Linked DNA regions of Mus musculus: region 1 is linked to region 2. A link is a loop called in an ENCODE intact Hi-C map of the cell type or tissue named here. Cell type or tissue: left cerebral cortex. All regions are shown on one strand. Each heading gives the region's core, and the rest is flanking DNA. Links, peaks and the distances in the headings are about the cores only.

Evidence for each region. A loop is a pair of places that touch in the nucleus more often than their neighbours do. Peaks named below come from ENCODE experiments on the same cell type or tissue, not always from the same donor. Only the 100,000 strongest peaks of a DNase experiment are listed, where the experiment ranks them.
Region 1: it touches region 2 in a loop (3-fold over the local background); 4 of 42 quality-filtered maps call a loop at or near these places.

Annotation. Positions count from the first base shown.
Region 1 is chr16:62,740,909-62,751,916 of GRCm38, forward strand. All of the region lies in intron 5 of Nsun3 (NOL1/NOP2/Sun domain family member 3), which reads right to left. Among named protein-coding and RNA genes, the nearest start is that of Gm52231, 9.0 kb to the right of the region's middle. In left cerebral cortex, for the core only: a CTCF peak has its summit at 5,163 (motif pointing left); a DNase peak (open chromatin) is centred at 5,089.
Region 2 is chr16:62,501,137-62,512,144 of GRCm38, forward strand. No RefSeq gene overlaps it. Among named protein-coding and RNA genes, the nearest start is that of Gm24164, 64 kb to the right of the region's middle. In left cerebral cortex, for the core only: a CTCF peak has its summit at 6,126 (motif pointing right); a DNase peak (open chromatin) is centred at 6,138.

The DNA of each region.
Region 1 (11,008 bases), core at 1,898-9,897, 240 kb after region 2:
CAAGCACAGCAGGCCTTGATGAACAGAGACAGTCTATGGTTTTAGAGCTTTATTGTAGAAAGGCAGGGAGAAAGGAGAGAAGGTGGAGAGAGAGAGAGAGAGATGGAGGGGGGGAGGAGAGGGAAAGGGAGAGAGGGGGACAGGGGAGGGGGAGGGGGAGAGAGGGAGAGAGAGAGAGAGAGAGGGAGAGAGAGAGAGGGAGAGGGGGAGAGGGAGAGACAGAGAGGGAGAGGGAGGGGGAGAGGGAGAGGCCATGGCCAAGAGGAGGGAAGGGGAAGAGAGAGAGAAAGAGGAAAGGCTAGAAAGTAAGAAAGAGAGAGTAAGAGAGTGAGAAGAGAGGATGAGGAGAGGAGAGAGTAAGGTAGGGCCAAGCAGCCCCTCTTACAATGGGCTGCTATCTTTACTGTTGCTAGGTAACTGGAGAGGAGTCTAGCCTGAACGTCAGAAGCTTGGGACATTGTCTATGTGACTACTAGACACGCTTCTCCTGTGGAGGCTGTGGGGGCTGTGGGGGCGGTAAATTCCACAGGAGCCTTGAGTCCAGGAGACATGAGGGAATGTCTACCGTCCCGTCCCATGTAGTTGAATTATCACCACTGGGTCCCGGGGTTCCACACCTCAGTTCAACTGGAGACCAGCCTGTCTGTGAATAGCCCATTGCCCCACAAGTATTCTGTTAGCAGCCTTCAGATGAAGATACAGAACTCTCAGCTCCTCTTTCACCATGCGTGCCTGCATGCTGCCATGTCCCACCTTGATAATAATGGACTGAATCTCTGAACCTATAAGCTAGCCTCAATTAAATGTTGTCCTTATCAGAGTTGCCTTGGTCATGGTGTCTGTTCACCGCAGTAAAACCCTAACTAAGGCAGTCATGTAAGTGCTATAAATACCAGCAGCCGGTTAGTAGTCAGTGCCTAAAAGCTCTAAAAGAAAAACATTATTTAGACATCTGGGATGTTCTTTAGATGTTTTCAGTGACCTGGAGAATAAATTATGAAGAGAAATATTGGAAAGCCATTGCTTCTGAAAGCATAGGAAGGAGGATAGAGCACGTTTAACTAAACGCTTAATCAGATTTCTAGATTTTTACCTATATGGTTAGTTTTAATGATATAGCAAATGATAGGAGAGATTTACCAGCAGGATAAATATCTAATTTTCCCACGGTCATCAGTAGGTTTTGTACACAATTTGATTGTTAGGGGATAATTCAATCTCCAGACAGCCTATGCCCTGAACTCCCATACAGCTATATTTCCTAGCACCTGGACTTTGTAGATTTCCCCAGCAGTCCTTTGCTGAGTAAGTGTATTGTACACATAGAGTTGGGGGACTGAAATGACAAACAGTGGCAAATGGCAAAGGAGCATTTGATGGGAGTCTCCAATGTTCTGCCTAAGATTTTGAGATTAATTTATGTTTTTAAAAAAGTCTTTGTGTTATTCCCCATGATTACTTTTTATAGAAATTAATGTGGCCAGCAAAGTTATGCCAGTCTAAGTTTAGAAGATAAATTATGGATGCTGGAATGAAAGCAAAACAGAAGAATCATCCAATACAACAACACTATAGAAATTAACCTTGCATCAAGCCAGGAACACACTGTTTGTAAATGGTTAGGCTTCTGTGTCCTTCTGTGCAACATTAATGAGAGGGGAAAAAAATCACCCTTACGTGATTAAGTACTATCTTTGTTACCTGCTTAAATTAAGACTAAAATAGTCCTTTTAATGGGAGCTTAAAGATATCTATGTTCAACACTGGATATAGCTTGTGCACAGTGAGTATCTAATGGATTTTTTTTAAAAAAAAATTGTACTCCTACTGCATAATCTACATAGTCAGTAGAAAATGATCACAAATAAATATGAGTCTAATAACATTTTGGTAAGATGAGAACACAATTAGTGGCTTAAAGCACTGGAGCCAAATCTCCTTGAGGTCTCTGGAGCGCACGGTTTATAAGAGGCTTCATGAATCCATTCAGTGTGTTTCTATGCTACATTACCCCTGGGAACTCTGCATGAGAAATCCTTGCTTTTCTTTTGTTTTGTTTTTTAGCATCCATGTGCCTTGGCCAGGTGATGATGTCATTCCAACCTGAATGAAGGTTGTCATCATGGCCTCTAGTCTACCTCCATGCTCCCTTTAAATCTGCAAGGACCTATGTGGTGACTCTGGCCCACTGAGATATACAGGACAATCGCATGTCCGGATCATAGTTTGGTCAAATCTAAAATACCTTTCCAATATTCTGGCGTTAGGATACTAGTCATCACTGTTCATACCACAGGGGTGTTATCTTATTGATAATTTCCATCTCTGATGTCTAGATATGAAGACCTTCCCAATATTATATGTGCATATAATACAGAAAAGAAAATATGCATAAGCAGTTTTTAGGAACAGACAGCATGTATGAAGCATAAGTAGGCCCTGCATGGTAGGCAACCCTCATGTAAGGGCTTAACCAGTGTAGTTTGGTAGACCTTAACAAATGCACTACAAAGGTAAATTTTAGGATGCAAAAGCACTTAAAGACCAATGAGTTGAATAATTCATTTGTTGGGCGCATAAAAAGACAAAGGTAGAACAGATTAAAAACAAACAAACAAAAAGACCTGAGTGAAATTAACAGGCTTCTCCTTCCATTCCTCTTTTGACATGAGCTTCTGTGGTGTGTAGTTATTGTTTTCTGTTTTTATTGAGAGGAAAGCAAACTAAACTACCATGTTAACTTTCTCCAAATGAGGAATGGCCTTGTATTCTCGACACCTCTTAAGTTTTCTAGGTTAATGAGATCTTGGCAAATGTATCATTATTTACCTGTATAATAACCACTAATCATAATGCATAAAATTATCCCACATAATGTTGCATTAATACACATTATTCACCACTGAAAATCTTACTTACAAGCTAAAGTAAGAAGGAAAAAGACACCATAGTGTCACGCTAACTACAATAGAATCAAAGGTGTTTATGCAATACTCAAAACTGTTACAGTCTCCATTTCTAAAATGAGAACTGACACACTATCCTGGGAGGTGTGTGTGTGTGCACGCGCACGCATGCACATATGTATATATACATATGTAATGCATACATATATATTATATATACAATGTCCAAGTAAAACAAAATTTGGGGAAGTCCTGTTCAAAGAAGCAGAATGCCACATAATATAATCTCTCTCATTTTCCTAAGGCATCTATAGTCTTCCAGAAGCTTCCTATAGAAGTGTTCATCAGGCTTATTAAACCCTATTTGAAATATAAAGTAAAATTCTACCTCAGAGCAATGTTACAGTAAATAGAGCCACTCATGGTTAATGGTAATGGGATAAAATGCAGCGGAAAATGCCTTAGAAAGACTGCTGAGAGAGAAAGCATGGGTACTCAATCACAGGCAGCATTTCACTTGCCCTGGTGCTTTACAGCAGATCTAGAATATCTAGCTCTCTTCAAATCTTTGATTGCTTTTTAGTGCCGGATAGGAAAAGCTGAAATGCATCTGATGCCTAAGCATCTAGCAAATGAAGCATCTAAAAACAAAAGCAGACAGAGTCCTACTGTGGAAAGCATTACACAGGAGAACATTCTGAGGTCTTACTGTAACAAAACTTTTGCTGTATCTTTGGAAGCTTACAAAGTATACTCCAATGAGTCTCCTCCCTTGTACTTTATCACTAAAGCCAAAAGCACAGAAATGTATAGGTTTTTGTTTTTAAATTTTTCTTTAGTCTAAAAGTAATAAACTCATACAAACCTATTTACAGTCAAGACCTCTGGCATATGGTGTAACTATTTCCATGTTTTGCTGAGCGTTAACATGTTCAGTTAGATTACACAGTGCCCCTCTAAACGCTGCAAGGAAGAAGCAGCTGTACACCTAAATATGGGCTGTATTCTTTTTCAACATCCATCCAAATCTCTTGAGTTTTAGAAATACCAACATCATACCTCAAATGTGTTGAATCAGATTTTGAGCTTCTGCCTTATATTGAAATACACTTCATTGAAGTTTTATAAAATAGAATCTGTAATATGGCTACAAATAATCGCATAGCTATCCACTGAGCATTTTATTCATACTTTGTATAAGCAAACAATTGAACTGTTAATTTTGAAAGGCATCAGAAAGGGTGGATGCATGTGGCTCAGCAATACAACACTTGCTCAGCATGCATGAGGCCTGCTTCAATCCCCAGTCAACGTGCGCAAATTAAAGAATCATTGGACAGGGCGATCTACTAATAAGCAGTCTATGATCCTCACCTGGGGTTTTTTCATCCTAGAAAAACTAGATTTTTGTTTGTTTTTACAAGTTATCAAGGGTTCCATCTTTTGACATCAAAGTGCTTTAATTTGTGTGAATTAAAAAGCAAACAAAAAATTGAACAACAAAAACAAACAACAAACAAACAAACAATTCACTAGAACGTTTCCTATAGGTGCTAAATGAAGCCAAGTGTCAAGTCATCCCCTTTTTCTTTCCAAATTAAACTCTCTGCTTTTCATTGAGGCTTATCATCCTTCAAGAGTCTACTGACAGAACAGCTTCAACCATCACGAACCCTTGGAGACACTGACTCAAAAACAAGAAGAGACTGTGCGTCTTCTCAGCGCAAGAGTTCATCATTAAGTTACTAGCTGGGCTCATAGAGTTCCACCTACCAACACATGATTTTACAGAGAACAGTAGGAAAAGCAAAAGGTGACCTGAATTTAAATCCTTGAAGGAAAAAAACATATGCTTTCATGACAACACACATTTCATGAACTAGGAAAGCAAGCAAGACTTAGAACCCTGACAGCTAGAAAAGCAAAGCAATAGAAAAGCAATGGAAAACTCAGCCAAGATTTAACACATGACATAGGATGCCCTGTCCTGTCTTCCCTGTGGCAAATCTCAGTCTCTGAGAATGTTCTATATGTAAATACTGTTAAGTCCACCTAATACTTAAAAGCTATAAATTCCTCTTTCTCGTCTATTCTTCTACTGCCTGATTAGAAAGCTTGGCATTCAGTGGGGAGGGTCACTGTTAATTATATCAGTACATTTAACTGTTTTCTGCATGTAAAAGGGACCAAAAAAAATCACATTATAGGGGAAAAGCAAAACAAAACAAAAAGCAATCAGCACAGCAACAGTGCCATCTTTTGACTAAAGAAGGTAAAAAAGAAAATGGTTTTAGTTCCTCTTTCCCTAATTCCTCAAGACCTGCCAGGAGCTGAGTGACTTCCGTTTAGGTCATCACTGTACTATAATGGATGGTAAGATGTACATCCTGCTTCACCTCCAATTTCTGATGCATAGGTAACAGGATCATAGATTGCTCTTGAAAATGTAGATGTTGACTGAAAAATACTATAACTGATATGTTTATTTTTCATATTTATTTATGTCTTTCTACTGTCATTGCAGCATTAAAGCAACTATACCAAATCACTGGACATAAGTATAAGCAAAGGGCAAGAAAAAATGAAACTTACATATTCAATTAAGCAGAGAGAACACAATCTTAGCAAGCTTATCCACCTGTAGTTGTTTAGGGAAGTGGCACTATTATGAGGTGTGGCCTTGTTGAAGTACATGTGGAGAAAGTGTCTCACTATGGGGGTGGACTTTGAGAGCCTCCACCTGGCTGCCTATGAAGACAGAGTCCTCACTCTGATCAAGATATAGAATTCATATGACCTCCAGCACCATGTCTGCCTGGATGCTGCCATGCTTTCTACCATGATGACAATGAACTAAACCTCTAAATCTGTAAGCCAATTAAATATTTGCTTTTATAAGAGATGCCTTGGTCATGGTGGCTATTCACAGCAATGAAACACTACCTAAGACAGAAGCTGGTACCTGAGACTGGGGTATTGCTGTGATAGACCTGATGATGCTTTTGATTGGAGGAATGTGGATTTGGGGACTTTACAAAGCAGTGGAATGCTTTAAGTGGGGCTTACTGGGCCATAAGAACAGAAGCATGGGAAACAGTGATGCTGAGGGTGATCTGAACTCTGGAGGTCTGGCTCAAGAGGATTCATAGCAAAAGAATGTTAGAATGTAGATTAGAGACTGTTTTGTGGTATTTGAACATTGTGGCTCTTGTCTGAAGAGTCAACCTGAGGCTATGGTTAAGAGACTTAGATTAATTGCACTGACAAGGGAACTCTTTAAAAAGCCTAATTTAGACTATTATGCCCTATGGTTTACTCTTATGAAGAGCTTTGGATCAAGTGTAGCCAGATGAGAAAGAAAAAATACAAAATAAATTGTTCAAAGAGTAAAGAGGGACCAGAAGGTGGAATGATGCTAAATCCAGTGTTCAAGGATGTTAAATGAAATTAAGGTGTGGTGACCTTGGGGCAAGATCCCACACAGCTAAACTAATTGTTTATATATTTGCAGGTGAAAAAAGGACAGATATATCATGTTAGGCATTATTATTCCTGGTTATTGTTCTCATTTGGACTTTTACTCTGAACTGAACTACAATTCTGAAATGAAGGGCACACCTGTGATCCAAATCTTGAGGTTGGAAGATACAGGCTTTTGATCTAGATCCTGAGGTGTAAGTGACCATTAAAGGGTCCAGAAATGATGTTATACATCTTTAATCCCAGGAGACAAATGCAAGCAGTTCTCTGAGTTCAAGGCCTTTTATAAAGCAAGTTCTAGGACAGCCAAGCCTATGCAATGAAGGATATAACAGAACAAGAGTGCTATGTTCTGACCCCAGAAAGCATCAGAACTCAGCAGCTTAGGCCATGTGGCTCGGGCTTTAGACTCAATATTAGAAGGGACAGTTGATGCTGGATAGAAATCACTGCTAAGAAATTATCAGTGATTAAGAAGAGACTATCATCACTAAGGTGAAATCTTCCAGGAAATGTTTTCTGAAAGCACTAAGAAGCAGTGACCTCCGGCCCGGGAGCGCTTTGCCTGAGCATCGGCAGCAGACACCTTGGTTCCGGGACTCTGCCAAGAGTATTCTGCACAGGTGAGAGTGTAGAATACAGAAGCTAACAGCTTCTGGGAAGGCGGGAGCCACAGAGCTTCTAAGGCAGCCCCCTTTTTGGGCCCCAGACATCTGGCCACTTTCCCGGCCAGAGGATAGTGGTCCACCTGGCCTGGGAGCTCTTGGCCTGAGCATCAGCAGCAGACATCTTGGTTCCAATACTCCTCCGAGAGTATTCTGCACAGGTGAGAGTGTAGAATACAGAAGCTAACAGCTTCTGGGACAGGCCAAAGCAACTCAGCTTCAGGACGGGTCCTGTTTTGGGCGTTCATCTTCGGCCAGAAGGGAGTTCCTAAAGCCAGATATCTGTGCACCTCCCCTGTAAGAGGAGAGCTTGCCTGCAGAGAGTGCTCTGACCACTGACACTAGGAGAGAGCTAGTCTCCTAGGTCTGCTGATAGAGGCTAACAGAATCACCTGAGGAACAAGCTCTAAACAGAGACAACTAAATCAACTAACTACAGAGATTACCAGATGTCGAAAGGTAAACGTAAGAATCTTACTAACAGAAACCAAGACCACTCACCATCACCAGAACCCAGCACTCCCACCTTGCCCAGTCCAGGGCACCCCAACACACCCGAAAAGCTAGACCTGGATCTAAAAGCATATCTCATGATGATGGTAGAGGACATCAAGAAGGACCTTCATAACAAACTCAAACAAATACAGGCGAACACTGCTAAAGAGGTAGAAGATCTTAAAGAGGAAGCACAAAAATCCCTTAAAGAATTACAGGAATTTTGATGGGGATTGCATTGAATCTGTAGATTGCTTTTGGCAAGATAGCCATTTTTACAATGTTGATCCTGCCAATCCATGAGCATGGGAGATCTTTCCATCTTCTGAGATCTTCTTTAATTTCTTTCTTCAGAGACTTGAAGTTCTTATCATACAGATCTTTCACTTCCTTAGTTAGAGTCACGCCAAGATATTTTATATTATTTGTGACTATTGAGAAGGATGTTGTTTCCCTAATTTCTTTCTCAGCCTGTTTATTCTTTGTGTAGAGAAAGGCCATTGACTTGTTTGAGTTAATTTTATATCCAGCTACTTCACCAAAGCTGTTTATCAGGTTTAGGAGTTCTGTGGTGGAATTTTTAGGGTCACTTATATATACTATCATATCATCTGCAAAAAGTGATATTTTGACTTCCTCTTTTCCAATTTGTATCCCCTTGATCTCCTTTTGTTGTCAAATTGCTCTGGCAAGGACTTCAAGTACTATGTTGAATAGGTAGGGAGAAAGTGGGCAACCTTGTCTAGTCCCTGATTTTAGTGGGATTGCTTCCAGCTTCTCACCATATCACTTTTTGCAGATGATATGATAGTATATATAAGGGATCCTAAAAATTCCACCAGAGAACTACTAAGCTTGATATACAGCTTCAATAAAGTAGCTGGATATAAAATTAACTCAAACAAGTCAATGGCCTTCCTCTACACAAAGGATAAACAGACTGAGGAAGAAATTTGGGAAACAATACCCTTCTCAATAGTCACAAATAATATAAAATACCTTGGCGTGACTCTAACTAAAGAAGTGAAAGTTCTGTATGATGAGAACTTCAAGTCTCTGAAGAAAGAAATTAAAGAAGATCTCAGAAGATGGAAAGATCTCCCATGCTCATGGATTGGCAGGATCAACATTGTAAAAATGGCTATCTTGCCAAAAGCAATCTAGAGATTCAATGCACTCCCCATCAAAATTCCAACTCAATTCTTCAACAAATTAGAAAGAGCAATCTGCAAATTCATCTGGAATAAAAAAAAACCTAGGATAGCAAAAACTCTTCTCAAGGATAAAAGAACCTCTGGTGGAATCACCATGCCTGACCTAAAGCTGTACTACAGAGCAATTGTGTTAAAAACTGCATGGTACTGGTATAGTGAGACAAGTAGACCAATGGAATAGAATTGAAGACCCAGAAATGAACCCACACACCTATGGTCATTTGATCTTCGACAAGGGAGCAAAAACCATCCAGTGGAAATAAGACAGCATCTTCTACAAATGGTGCTGGCACAACTGGCGGTTATCATGTAGAAGAATGTGAATTGATCCATTCCTATCTCCTTGTACTAAGGTCAAATCTAAGTGGATTAAGAAACTCCACATAAAACCAGAGACACTGAAACTTACTGCAGAGAAAGTGGGGAAAACCCTCGAAAATATGGGTACAAGGGAAATAGTCCTTAATAGAACAGCAATGGCTTCTGCTGTAAGATCGAGAATTGACAAATGGGACCTCATGAAACTGCAAAGCTTCTGCAAGGCAAGAGACACAGTCAATAAGGCAAAAAGACCACCAACAGATTGGGAAAGGATCTTTACCTATCCTAAATCAGATAGGGAACTAATATCCAATATAAATAAAGAACTCAAGAAGGTGGACTTCAGAAAATCAAATAACCCCATTAAAAAATGGGGCTCAGAGCTAAACAAAGAATTCTCACCTGAGGAATACCAAATGGCAGAGAAGCACCTGAAAAAATGTTCAGCATCTTTAATCATCAGGGAAATGCAAATCAAAACAACCCTGAGATTCCACCTCACACCAGACAGAATGGCTAAGATCAAAAATTCAGGTGACAGCAGATGCTGGCGAGGATGTGGAGAAAGAGGAACATTCCTCCATTGTTGGCGGGATTGCAAGCTTGTACAACCACTCTGGAAATCAGTCTGGCAGTTCCTCAGAAAACTGCACATAGTACTACTGGAGTATCCAGCAATACCTCTCCTGGGCATATATCCAGAAGATGTTCCAACCGGTAAGAAGGACACATGCTCCACTATGTTCATAGCAGCCTTATTTATAATAGCCAGAAGCTGGAAAGAACCCAGATGCCCCTCAACAGAGGAATGGATACAGAAAATGTGGTACATTTACACAATGGAGTACTACTCAGTTATTAAAAAGAATTAATTTATGAAATTCCTAGGCAAATGGATGGACCTGGAGGGCATCATCCTGAGTGAGGTAACCCAATCACAAAGGAACTTGTACAATATGTACTCATTGATAAGTAGATATTAGCCCAGAAACTTAGGATACCCAAGATATAAGATACAATTTCTAAACGCATGAAACTCAAGAAGAATGAAGACCAAAGTGTGGACACTGTGCCCCTTCTTAGAATTGGGAACAAAACACCCATGGAAGGAATTACAGAGACAAAGTTTGGAACTGTGTCGAAAGAATGGACCATCTAGAGACTGCCATATCCAGTGTTCCATCCCATAATCAGCTTCCAAACGCTGACACTATTGCATACACTAGCAAGATTTTGCTGAAAGGACCCAGATATAGCTGTCTCATGTGAGACTATGCCAGGGCCTAGCAAACACAGAAGTGGATGCTCATAGTCAGCTATTGGATGGATCACATGGCCCCCCAATGGAGGAGCTAGAGAAAGTACCCAAGGAGCTAAAGGGATCTGCAACCCTATAGGTGGAACAACAATATGAACTAACCAGTACTCCGGAGCTCTTGACTCTAGCTGCATATGTATCAAAAGATGACCTAGTCGGCCATCACTGGAAAGAGAGGCCCATTGGACTTGTAAACTTTATATGCCCCAGTACAGGGGAATGCCAGGGCCAAAAGGTGGGAGTGGGTGGGTAGGGGAGTTGGTGGGAGGGTATGGGGGACTTTTGTGATAGCATTGGAAATGTAAATGAGGAAAATACCTAATTAAAAAAAAAAGAAGCAGTGTCCCAGAAATATACATCCTGCTGGCAACTATACTTGATAATATGTAAGAATCACTCAGATGGTACTAGTTTTGAAAGTATGAAGGGGTCATGGAGAGTAGCTGAGGCTTGGCATTGTGAGAGGCCATGAAAGGCAATTGGTAAAGGTGAACCTCAGTTGAAGTTGACAGTCTAGGACTGAAAAGATCATGCAAAGAAGTTGAGGTTTGGCACCATGAAGGGAGGCTATGAGAGGCTATTGGTGAAGCCTAGTTACAGTGGAAAACC
Region 2 (11,008 bases), core at 2,061-10,060:
AAAGCTGGCTGCCTCACCCCAGGCTGCTGCCAGTAAGCTCCCCAAATCCTCCAGAGGTCGGTTATCTCAGAGATGCTACCAGGGGAAGTGATAAGCTGTGAGTGACCCGTTAGGTACCCAGACTTGTGCAACAGTGTTTACCCCAGGAGTAGGTAATCTGTAGATTATGTCTAGATCCTGAGTATGTAGCCTTGCATGGCACTGGAGTGATGTTATTACCACAAATGAGGAGTATTTCCTTATATTTGGCATGTGAATTCTTCCTCCATTTTGTACTCTTAGACAGTGAGTTCTGCAAAGCTGGAAAAGGGTTACACATGGACTCTTTCAGGAAAATGGAAGCTAAAGTGCTCCTCAGACATTTAATAAGCTAGGGCAAGAATCCCAGAAAACACTGTCCATGGTGGCTAGGGACTATCTAACTTTACTGTATATTTAAAAATAAGAGGCTAATGACAACATTTATAAACTCTTCTAGCAAAGGCAAAGATGAATGAGAAAGCTTGCCAAAATTCAGGGCCCCTTCCACATGTAAGGAATCGAGAGAAAATACTGAGGAAAACTGATTAAAAGAGTCAGAAGGAGGCACCATCTACAATATGTATTTCTTTGTTAGCACCTGAGGTACAACAGCATTTTTTTTTCAGTTTGGTGTAGTGAATACCCAGAGTGGAGCATCCTTTGTTAGAGGTGTCATGGGCTAGCTGTCGCATGCATTGTGAGATTTGAGTAGTATCCATAGCTTCTACCACGAGTATCTAGACGGGAGACAATGGTTGAGAATTTACTTGTATTTAGGAGACTCTTTCAACATGAATGAGATATGCAACACATAAATACTTTTCTAAAAATCTGGTTTCAACGTGCAAGGAATTGTTAACCACACCCACAGAAGGTCCTCAGAAACATCTGGCTCACATTTGGCAATTCTGGGAATGTGTGATCGAGGATTCCAGCTCCTGGGAAATCTAAAGCTGTCTTATGGTTCATTCTTCTCATGGTCTAAGGTAACCACTTCCTCTTTTAAATCTAATCAGAGAATGAATAAAAGAACTCTCAACTCAGTCAAGCTGGGCCATGTAGCTCATGTGCATCCCTTGGTCAGTGACAGTGACTTCCAGGATAAAACATATTGACTGGTATAAGGCAATTAGTACCATTTCTGGATGAAGATAAAGTGAGTAGGTAAGAGAAGAATAGCCTAAGCTGGCAAGATAGCTCAGAGGGTAAAGGCATTTGCCATCAAGCTTTGTGACCATAGGTCAAGTCTTGGAATCCAAATGGTAGAGAGAACTGATTCCCACAAGTTGTCATCTGACTTCCATACCTGTTCCGTGGCACACAAATACATACATACATACATACATACATACATACATACATACATACAGTTTTAATAGAAAGAAATAGAGATACAAGAAAATTTGTATCACATTTGGAAGACAAAGGTGAGAAAGGGCTTCAAAGATGCCAATAACTCTCCCTGATATGGCTATTTTTTAAATGTCTGCCTCATCAAATTTATAACTGAAAAGCAAAAATAAAGTTAATGTGTTTTGATATTGACAAGATAATTGCAGGAAGGCTTTCTTTTTTATGTTTTTTCCTGTTTTTAATTAGGTATTTTCTTCATTTACATTTCCAATGCTATCCCAAAAGTCCCTATGCCCTCCCCCCACTCTCCCCCCCCCCCCAACTTCTTGGTCCTGGCATTTCCCTGTACTTAGGCATATAAAGTTTGCACGACCAATGGGCCTCTCTTTCCACTGATGGCCAACTAGGCCATCTTCTGATACATATGCAGCTAGAGACATGAGCTCCGGGGGGTACTCGTTAGTTCATATTGTTGTCCCACCTATAGGTTTGCAGATCCCTTTAGCTCCTTGGGTACTTTCTCTAGCTCCTCCATTGGGGGCCCTGTGTTCCATCCAATAGCTGACTGTGATCAGCAGGAAGGCTTTCTTAAATTAATATTTTTTAAAATGATTATCAATTAATGTATTACCATAATTCATAGTGTGGTACCAACTAATTGACTTCTGGTGTGCTGCATGTATTTAAACAAAAAAAATCCGAATGTGCTACACTGAGATGGTTTGGAAGTAAAATGTTTACTGTGCATGATCATTTTCCTTCTCTTTTCAGACAGGGTCACTGAGCAGCCTCCTGCTCTCTATGTAGCCTTGAATGGCTGGTCGTATTGCCTTATAAGAATGCGCCACCACACTGACTAGATGGCCATCTTTTAACTCTGTAAGTGTATCACTCCATGTTGTTTTCTCCTTTGAAGATAACAACAATCTAAACTTGAGACCCATCTGTACAGAAGCCTGCCTCAGTGGACCTCTCAGTCATCACCCAGATTCTCACCACTCTGTGTGTCTTTTGTTCCGTTAGCTTTATGAGTAAGCTTTCAAAGACACTCACAGAATTCGCGCTCGAAGGGTGAGATGAAATATAAATACTTCCGCCTGAAGTGTACTCAGAAAAGTAAATTCCCTGTTAGGGAGAATTATTTAACAGACAATTTCCATGGAGGTGAGTACACAGCAGCGTAAAGAGCTTTAGAGATTGGGAAAAGGCGAAAGTTAAGCTGAGCTCCCTGGAGGATTGTGGAGAACAGTTTACTTTAAATATGCTAAAATGTTAGGGCATTATCTTTCTAATAAGATGAGATCAAAGAAGAATCAACAAACTGAACTAAGAAAATAGATGCACTTTCAGAGTTCAAAAGTTCAGCAGCAATGCCTGCTGGCTTCCTGCTGGCTTCAGCTAGGGTTGTCAAAAATGTTCACTGTTTCCTGGAAAGCTGAGAGAGAGAAGATAGTAAACATTCTGTTGATATTTCTTTTTTTTTTCCATTTTTTATTAGGTATTTAGCTCATTTACATTTCCAATGCTATACCAAAAGTCCCCCATGCCCACCCACCCCCACTCCCCTACCCACCCACTCCCCCTTTTTGGCCCTGGCATTCCCCTGTACTGGGGCATATAAAGTTTGCGTGTCCAATGGGCCTCTCTTTCCAGTGATGGCCGACTAGGCCATCTTTTGATACATATGCAGCTAGAGTCAAGAGCTCCGGGGTACTGGTTAGTTCATAATGTTGTTCCACCTATAGGGTTGCAGATCCCTTTAGCTCCTTGGCTACTTTCTCTAGATCCTCCATTGGGAGCCCTGTGATCCATCCATTAGCTGACTGTGAGCATCCACTTCTGTGTTTGCTAGGCCCCGGCATAGTCTCACAAGAGACAACTACATCTGGGTCCTTTCGATAAAATCTTGCTAGTGTATGCAATGATATTTCTAAGCATAGAGCTTCAGTTTAGCTTCCACATGAGCTGTGCTCCAAGCACTCAGGTTGGGAGCTATGTACTTAAGACTCTGTTTGCCATTTCTCTAGGGACAATGAGTCAGCTGAGCGGCTGAAGCACAAATTTCTGTCTTAACGGTGCTATGAAACTTCAGCTCCATGTTACAATGATCCCATGAGAAAGAAAAAGGTATTTCAAATCCCAACTAGAATGGCATAGATATATTTCCCATCAAAGGAGGGATACTTTGATCTCAAGGCTCTGGGCCAAGGACTTAAGGTGTGTTATGAATTGAATATGAAAGAGGCTTATGTGTTGAAGACATGGTCTCTGGCCAGTAGTATTATTTAGGACACAGGTAGAGACTTGGCAAGTAGATTCTAGCTGGAGGAAATGGTTCCCTGGGGTGTACCTTTGAAGGTTGTGCTGGCTGCCACCTGGAATGGTTAGCCTTGGATGTCAACTTGGATCTGGAATTAACTAAATTAACTAAAATTGACTGGAATTCCAAAAAATGTAGGACACACCTGTGGGGGACTTTTGCTTAATGTGAAGTAGGATGATCCACTTAAAATCCAAATCTGTAACAGAGAAAGACATGCCTTTAATCCAGATCCTGAGATGGAAAGACACCTACCCATTTGACCTCCAAGCCTTGTTACCAAGTCTATCCCTTCACTGACATAAGAGCTTATGTTTTTGGAATTGAAGACCAACGGAGACAACTAGTGTCATGGACTGAACAAGTCCTAGGTTCTTAGATATTCTATCAGAGCCAGCCATTGATGAAGAAACTGGACTGAGGGAGTAAATCTTTTTTGGGGGATGGGGTGAGGGGAACGAGTTCAAGACAGGGTTTCTCTGTGTAGCCCTGGCTGTCCTGGAACTCACTCTGTAGACCAGGCTGGCCTCAAACTCAGAAATCCGCCTGCCTCTGCCTCCTAAGTGCTGGGATTAAAGGCATGTGCCACCAGTGTCGACAAAGATTTATTTATTTATTTTATGTATCTGAGTACACAGTACTTGTCTTCAGACAGGCCAGAAGAGGGTGTCAGATTACATTGCAGCTGGTTGTGAGTAACCATGTGGTTGTTGTAAGTCATTCTAAGAAACCTCCTCTCTATATAGAGAGATTCATTCTGTAAGTTCTGTACTCTGGAAAACAGAATAGATGACCATCGGCCTCCCACTACTCTCCTGGCCTCTATCTCCTAGACCTGTAAAGCCAAAGCTGACACTTTTGTTGCTTTTGTCATGCATCATGCCGTGGAGCCAAGGGAAGTCACTGATACACCTATGAGACCATATTAAATCCTTCCTTGGGATTTCTCCCTGATATTTTTGCTATAGTACTAAGAACAAGAAACTCCATAAGAAATGTGGGAATTAAAGGCAGTTAAAGATAAACATTTCTGGAACCCATGGGCTCCCTCTCCTCACACCCCACTCCTTACCCACAAAACCCAGAACCATTTTCAAATCAGTGCTTGACAACCTTGGGGTTCTTTCATGTCCAGGCTTTAAGTAACACGATGCCTGGCCCATCTTTCTTACTTTCCATTCTTTATAAAGTAAACAGGTCAGCATTCTGAGACTTTCCTAAAGGATGGTGATTTAGAAAGCAGTGAAGAGCATCTACTGGAAACAGTATGCCCACCACAGATTTCTTTTTCCCATTTCCTTTTTTTTTTCCTTTGTCTGATGTGCCAACTAGTAAAAATGCCAGTAATTAAAAACTACCAGCTTTTCTCAGTGTCTGGCTAGAATCAGTGTATTATAGCCACACAGACTAGAGATGTTTAATGGGTCTTCTAAAACTGTCAAGCCTCTAAGAAATAGTTTGTGCCACAGACAGACTGTATATTAAAATATATTTCCCAGAGGCTGGCTTTTAAGTGGTTAAGATTGATTTGGGTGTTATACAATTTGAAGATGAAATAACAGATAAATCTGGAAATTTAATGCAACTGAAAATAGATATCATCCATCAGATCTGGAACTGATTCTGGTAGATCACCAACAAAACTTACTAAAAGAACCAAAAAAAAAAAAATAAAAAATAAAGAGACAAAATAGGAAATGGCCCCCTCAAATAAAGAAAAGAGACAAAGACTCAGAGAAACCTACAAAGAAAAACAATTGGTAATGAAAAGGAACAAAGAGGGCAGAGGTGGCTTTGAGAAAGGCCAGGGTTGTTTTTTCTTCCACTTCTAAAATCATACCAGTATTTGGCAAGCAATGTGTGGATTTCAGTAAGAACAAAGCAGGTGATCCAACTTGTATTCAAGCCCCAAATCAGGCCAGTGTGCATGGAATTCTGTAGTAACACGGGATATGATGCCCACAGCATCAGTCAGATAGTCTTGACTGTACCTTGACCACCTGTGAAAGCTGATGTTGAGTTCCTATGGGGAATGACATGAAAACTATTGACCTGACTCAATCAGTTGTCTCACACAGAGCACTAAAATGCTGACCATGCATTAAATAAATTATTCGGAAGACTAAGAAGAGGACTCTGGTCAGGCCAGTTTTCTGGAATATTCTCATGAGAGGAAGCATAATGTGTGTCATACACCACAAGAAATTCAAGAAGGTTGTCTTCTTTCTTCTCTATTCTTAATAGTGCACCTCAAGTTCAGGGTGTGAAAGTTCAAATACAAAAAAAAAATGCTAGGAGATTTCTGAACTATGAAGCATTCAACTTCATTCTAAAATCTTTTGTAGCATATAGAAATTGTTCTCAAGACAACTTATAGCTGGCTTCCCAGAATTCAGACAAGAGGCAGAGTCTCTCTCTAGAGGGAGACCACAAGAGGGCACTGTGTAGGTGGTTTTCTAATGCACTTGTGGTTGGATCTTGGGGGAAAAGCCAGCTAGCACTTCAGAGTAACCTTGTATAGGAAGCAATTAAGCATGTTAGCAAGGCTCATTCTATTGCCCAGTTTTTGCAACTATGATCATTTCTTTACTTTTTTTTTCTGCTACCCACAATATAGAAATCCAACAACCACAACACTCAAAACTACTAACTGCTCAACCAGAGAAGGAAAGAGCCACTTTGGTTAGGTGAGAGAAAATGTCCTGCGGTTGTTGGTCCTTCGCACTGTGGGCAGCTGAGAACAAACAATGATCTCAGGCACAAGAACAACAGGGCCATGGGCACCCTGAATGTTACCTAAATCATACATAATGTTCTACATTAGGTACTTTACTGATGGCATTTCATTGATCCTGAAAATAAAACTGGAAAGTAGAACAGGGGAGATGCTGCAATTATCTGTTACATAGGACCTTACTCCTTTTAACTGAGCAACAATTTTTAAAGAACACAGCACTAACGAAACATGAATTCCAGATTTCTATCTGTAACATTTAATTATCTGGATTATGGCTCATCAATTATGTGGAATACAGGGTGCCTAAGAAGTGTTAGAAATCGATGTCATGCTATAACATGCAAAAAAGGATTCAGGATCTCAATGTAGGACCCAGGGGCCTGACTAAATGACTGATTGACTCTGTAACCTTGGGAAGTTCACATACTTCTGGACCTGAACTAATTTATTCTCAGGTTTGTGGGGCTGAAATGTTTGCAGTGTGGGAACAAGCTTGCCAGTCAAAGCTTCCAATTCAAAATAGCCCCAGCTAGAATTGCTGCTTCATCATTCAACAAAGTGGGTTTAAGTTATTTAGCATTCTGGGTGTTAATTTCCACATGTGAAATGAGATTCAGCCGTGGGGACTCAACCTTCATGTGAGCCTAGAGGTCCCTAACTCTACCTAGCCACCATCCAAAGCCATTCCTCCCGATCTCACCTCCATCCCTTTCAGACTCCCCACCTACTGCTGAACAGCCCTTTACTGGATCCCACAGCTGAGACACAGATCCATGGATCACTGAACACTCACCATCGAAGATTCTTCTTGCACTAGATGGGAATTATCACAGAGACCACTGGACAATGTTCAGGAAGTGAGGAGCTATGGAGCACTCAACAATAAATAACACATCTGTAACATACCTTTCGACTCAAGGCTCAGGAATCTATAGTGAAGAGGAGATAGAGAGGTTGTAAGGGCCAAATATGGTGGATGATTCTAAGAAAACTGTCTTTCAGACAGAACAGACCTGATGCACCTATGGACTCCCAGGTACTCTGGAAGCATGTCTAAGACCTGCACAGATTCAAGCCACACAAAATCCTAGCAGAGACCAAGGGAAGCAGGTGCAAAGTCTCATCCCCAATCAAGAACCTGTTTGCAATTGATAATATTGGGACAAAAAAAAATCAGTCACTTTAATGGAGTGAAACTGTATATTAACCACTCCCATGGGTGGCTATATACTTGAAAATAACTGGCCAACACAGAATTGGCTTAATCTTTACTGTGTTGGGTTTGGTTTGGTTTTTGGGTGGGGGTGTTGCCTATTTTTGGTATGTATGGGGCAGTGGTTCTCTCTTTTTTGTTTTTTGCTTTGTTTGTTTGGGGGTTTAGCTTTTGTGTTTTGCTGTTGTTTTGGGAAAGAGAAGGAATATGAAATTCAGTTGGTGGAAGATCTGGGAAGAATTTGAAGAAAAGGACAAATATATATTATTAAATGTCATTTGACCATGTCCAATGTGGCCAAATAGTTTCCTGTTTAAAGGAAAGTATATACAGTATTGAATGTGAAATGTTTAGAGTACTTCCCAGTATATATGAAATACTGCACCCCCAAATGCTATTCTCACTAATGGGGTTGTAACCTGTGCTTCTTTGTTGGACTTTCTTAGAGAATTGAACATGGCTGTAGATTGTATTGCAAATTTGGGCTCACACACTCATCATGTGCTACTTCTATTTTAATATATTTTGTAAGTAATGGCTTAGTGTTTAAGCCCTCTCCCTTTCCTGCTCCATAGCAAAGAGAGGCAGGTCTAGACAAAAGTTAAAGCAGACACCCAAAATACAGGATAAGTGACTTAAAGCCACAGCTGGGATGAATGTCTGAGCGCTATCTACTATTCCAAATGGGTTTTGGCTGGCAGTAATGGCCTCAGTCCAGGAGGCATCCTGGCAATCCATGTAATATTTCAACTGTTGATTTCAGTTTGGCAGCTGTACACAAAGGTCACTGATCCAGACTTCAGGTCATTTTCAACACAGGGCCAAGATTCAATGATCCTTAGAAGCCAGAGTCATAAATGAAACAAATCACCTAATTGTAAAAATAAAATAAAGAGGCAATTATTAACAATTTTTAAATATGTCTCCAAATTCAACTGATCCCATGTTGTTTTGATGTTGCCTTCAATTAGAGGGTCTCTTAGGTTTAGGGGAAGGGGTGCAAAGAGGCCCACCATAATGTCCAGCTTCTCCAATAGTCTTACACAAATGCCTAAGAATAGTCAGGTAAAAAATGCCATAATAATAAAGATTCCTAGCAGGTCTAAAATGAGAAGTGGAGGAGGGTTTTTACTTCATGTCAGAGTGTGGAATAAAACTGAAAACCACAATCAGAAAAGCAAGCAAACAGTTGAGCAGATATCCAGTCTAGAGATGGCCATCTGGTGTGTTCATACACTCTTTCATCACAATATGAGGGTTCTCCTTGCAAATGAAAGCTTCATTAGGATTCTTTTGGAAAATAATGACAAAGAGAACATGACAAAATAAGTCACACTGAAATTTACTAGAAAGGGAGACAGTTGCAGTCAAGGCACAGTAGGAAAATGAGATCAGAGAAATCGTAATAGAATTTTGAAGATTTTTACTACAAACAAACAAAAAATAAAAATTAGCGAACTGTTTATTATGTTCAATAATGTATGAAATCAATATAAAGAAACAAGAATTATTACACATCAAAACACAGATCAAAATAAAGAGATGAGGTGAAGGCATTATAAAAATACAAAGTCAGTTCAAGAATGTGTTTATTTTCAAAACCAAGGCTGTAACATTGGGGATAATAGTCAAGATAACTGACTGCATATAGGATAATCCTTGTAAATGTCTGTTTTAGCTCAACAATGTCCTATATAGGTGGTTTCTGTTATTATCTAATAAAACAGTTTGGGGATCAAAAGGCTATGCTTCATGAACTTGGCTCCTTCAGTTTTATGATGCTGCCAACTTAAACACATAAATTCCAAGGATGCCCTGAAGGAGGAAATGAGTAAGTGGCTGTTCATGGTTGATTTTTATGGACTGGCCCTAGAAGCATATGTCACGCTTCTCCCTATATTTTATTCACAAGAATCTAGTGAAGCCACCTACTTCAGTTTGACTACGAAACCGTCTATCAGTACATCCCAGAAGAAAAAGAAATTAAAGATACCATTATCTCTGCTCCAATCCTACTGTCTGCAGGACCTCTATTTGACTTGACATCTTCCACATAGAATACATAAATATATCTACCCAATGTAGACTTCAGATGTCCCACACATTCATAGCAGCCAGGTTAAAGGTCAAGAAATCCTGGTGACACAGAGTCAGTCTGATTTTGGTCTTTATTATCATGGCATTTTTTTACCTGACTATTCTTGGGCATTTGTGTAAGACTATTGGAGAAGCTGGACATTATAGTGGTCCTCTTTGCACCCCTTCCCCTAAACCTAAGAGACCCTCTAATTGAAGGCAACATCAAAACAACATGGGATCAGTTGAATTTGGAGAAATACTTAAAAATTGTTAATAATTGCCCCTTTATTTTATTTTTACAATTAGGTGATTTGTTTCATTTATGACTCTGGCTTCTAAGGATCATGGAATCTTGGCCCTGTTTTGAAAATGACCTGAAGTCTGGATCAGTGACCTTTGTGTCACTATATAGTCTAGTGACAAATAAATTGAGAAAAGAAATCTAGCTTCCTCCACTGAGTACATGTTGGTGAATTGGAAACCATGTGACTGCAATGAGCATTCTCATTCAGAGAAGGGGCAGGAGGAAACATGGAATAGTTGTTGGTATACAAAGCAATTCTGAAACCCCATCAAGTAGACATCACATAGCCAAGCCTGTTCTTTAGGAAGGACACGGTCTTCTCATTATTCCTCTGGTGCTTGCTCATATCAGTTGGGATTGTTGGTTTATCCATACTCAAATATTCAATAAAATTCTGCCGTTTTTGCTCATTGGAGACAGAAATTTGGGAAATTCACTTTCTGCTTCTTGTAAAGATCTAATTATTCTTCCAAGGTTTAGTCAACACATTTTGGTCTTGGCTTATTGCTTTTATTGGGTTTTTTAATTGCTTATTCTGATTAATATGATATGTAGTAAATATAACTAAGTTATTTACAAAACCATGTCTCAGATCTGATATATTTATTTGTAAATTTTGCCAATAGGTCACTCCAAAAATAGCAATGTTCTTGTAGAATCTGGCTTATTTAGCAAGGCTACTTCTCTGGTACAAACGTATTGTTTAAATTATCCATGTAACATATTTCTAATATGGAATGGTATTATTTTAAATTAGTTTCTTTTGCTCATTAAACCCTTCATTCTAATTGGCATCAAGTCTTATTTCCAGTTGTTTCAGATATAGAAAACAATCAACTTTCCAAGCTTTCAATAACTATTTTTATAGATGGTTTCCACCCATTTCACTAGCAAGTAGATCAGACCCTTATCTATGCCAACCCCAGTTAATTAATATCTGTCAGTAAACACTAGCAAGTATATCAGTTCTTTATCTCTACC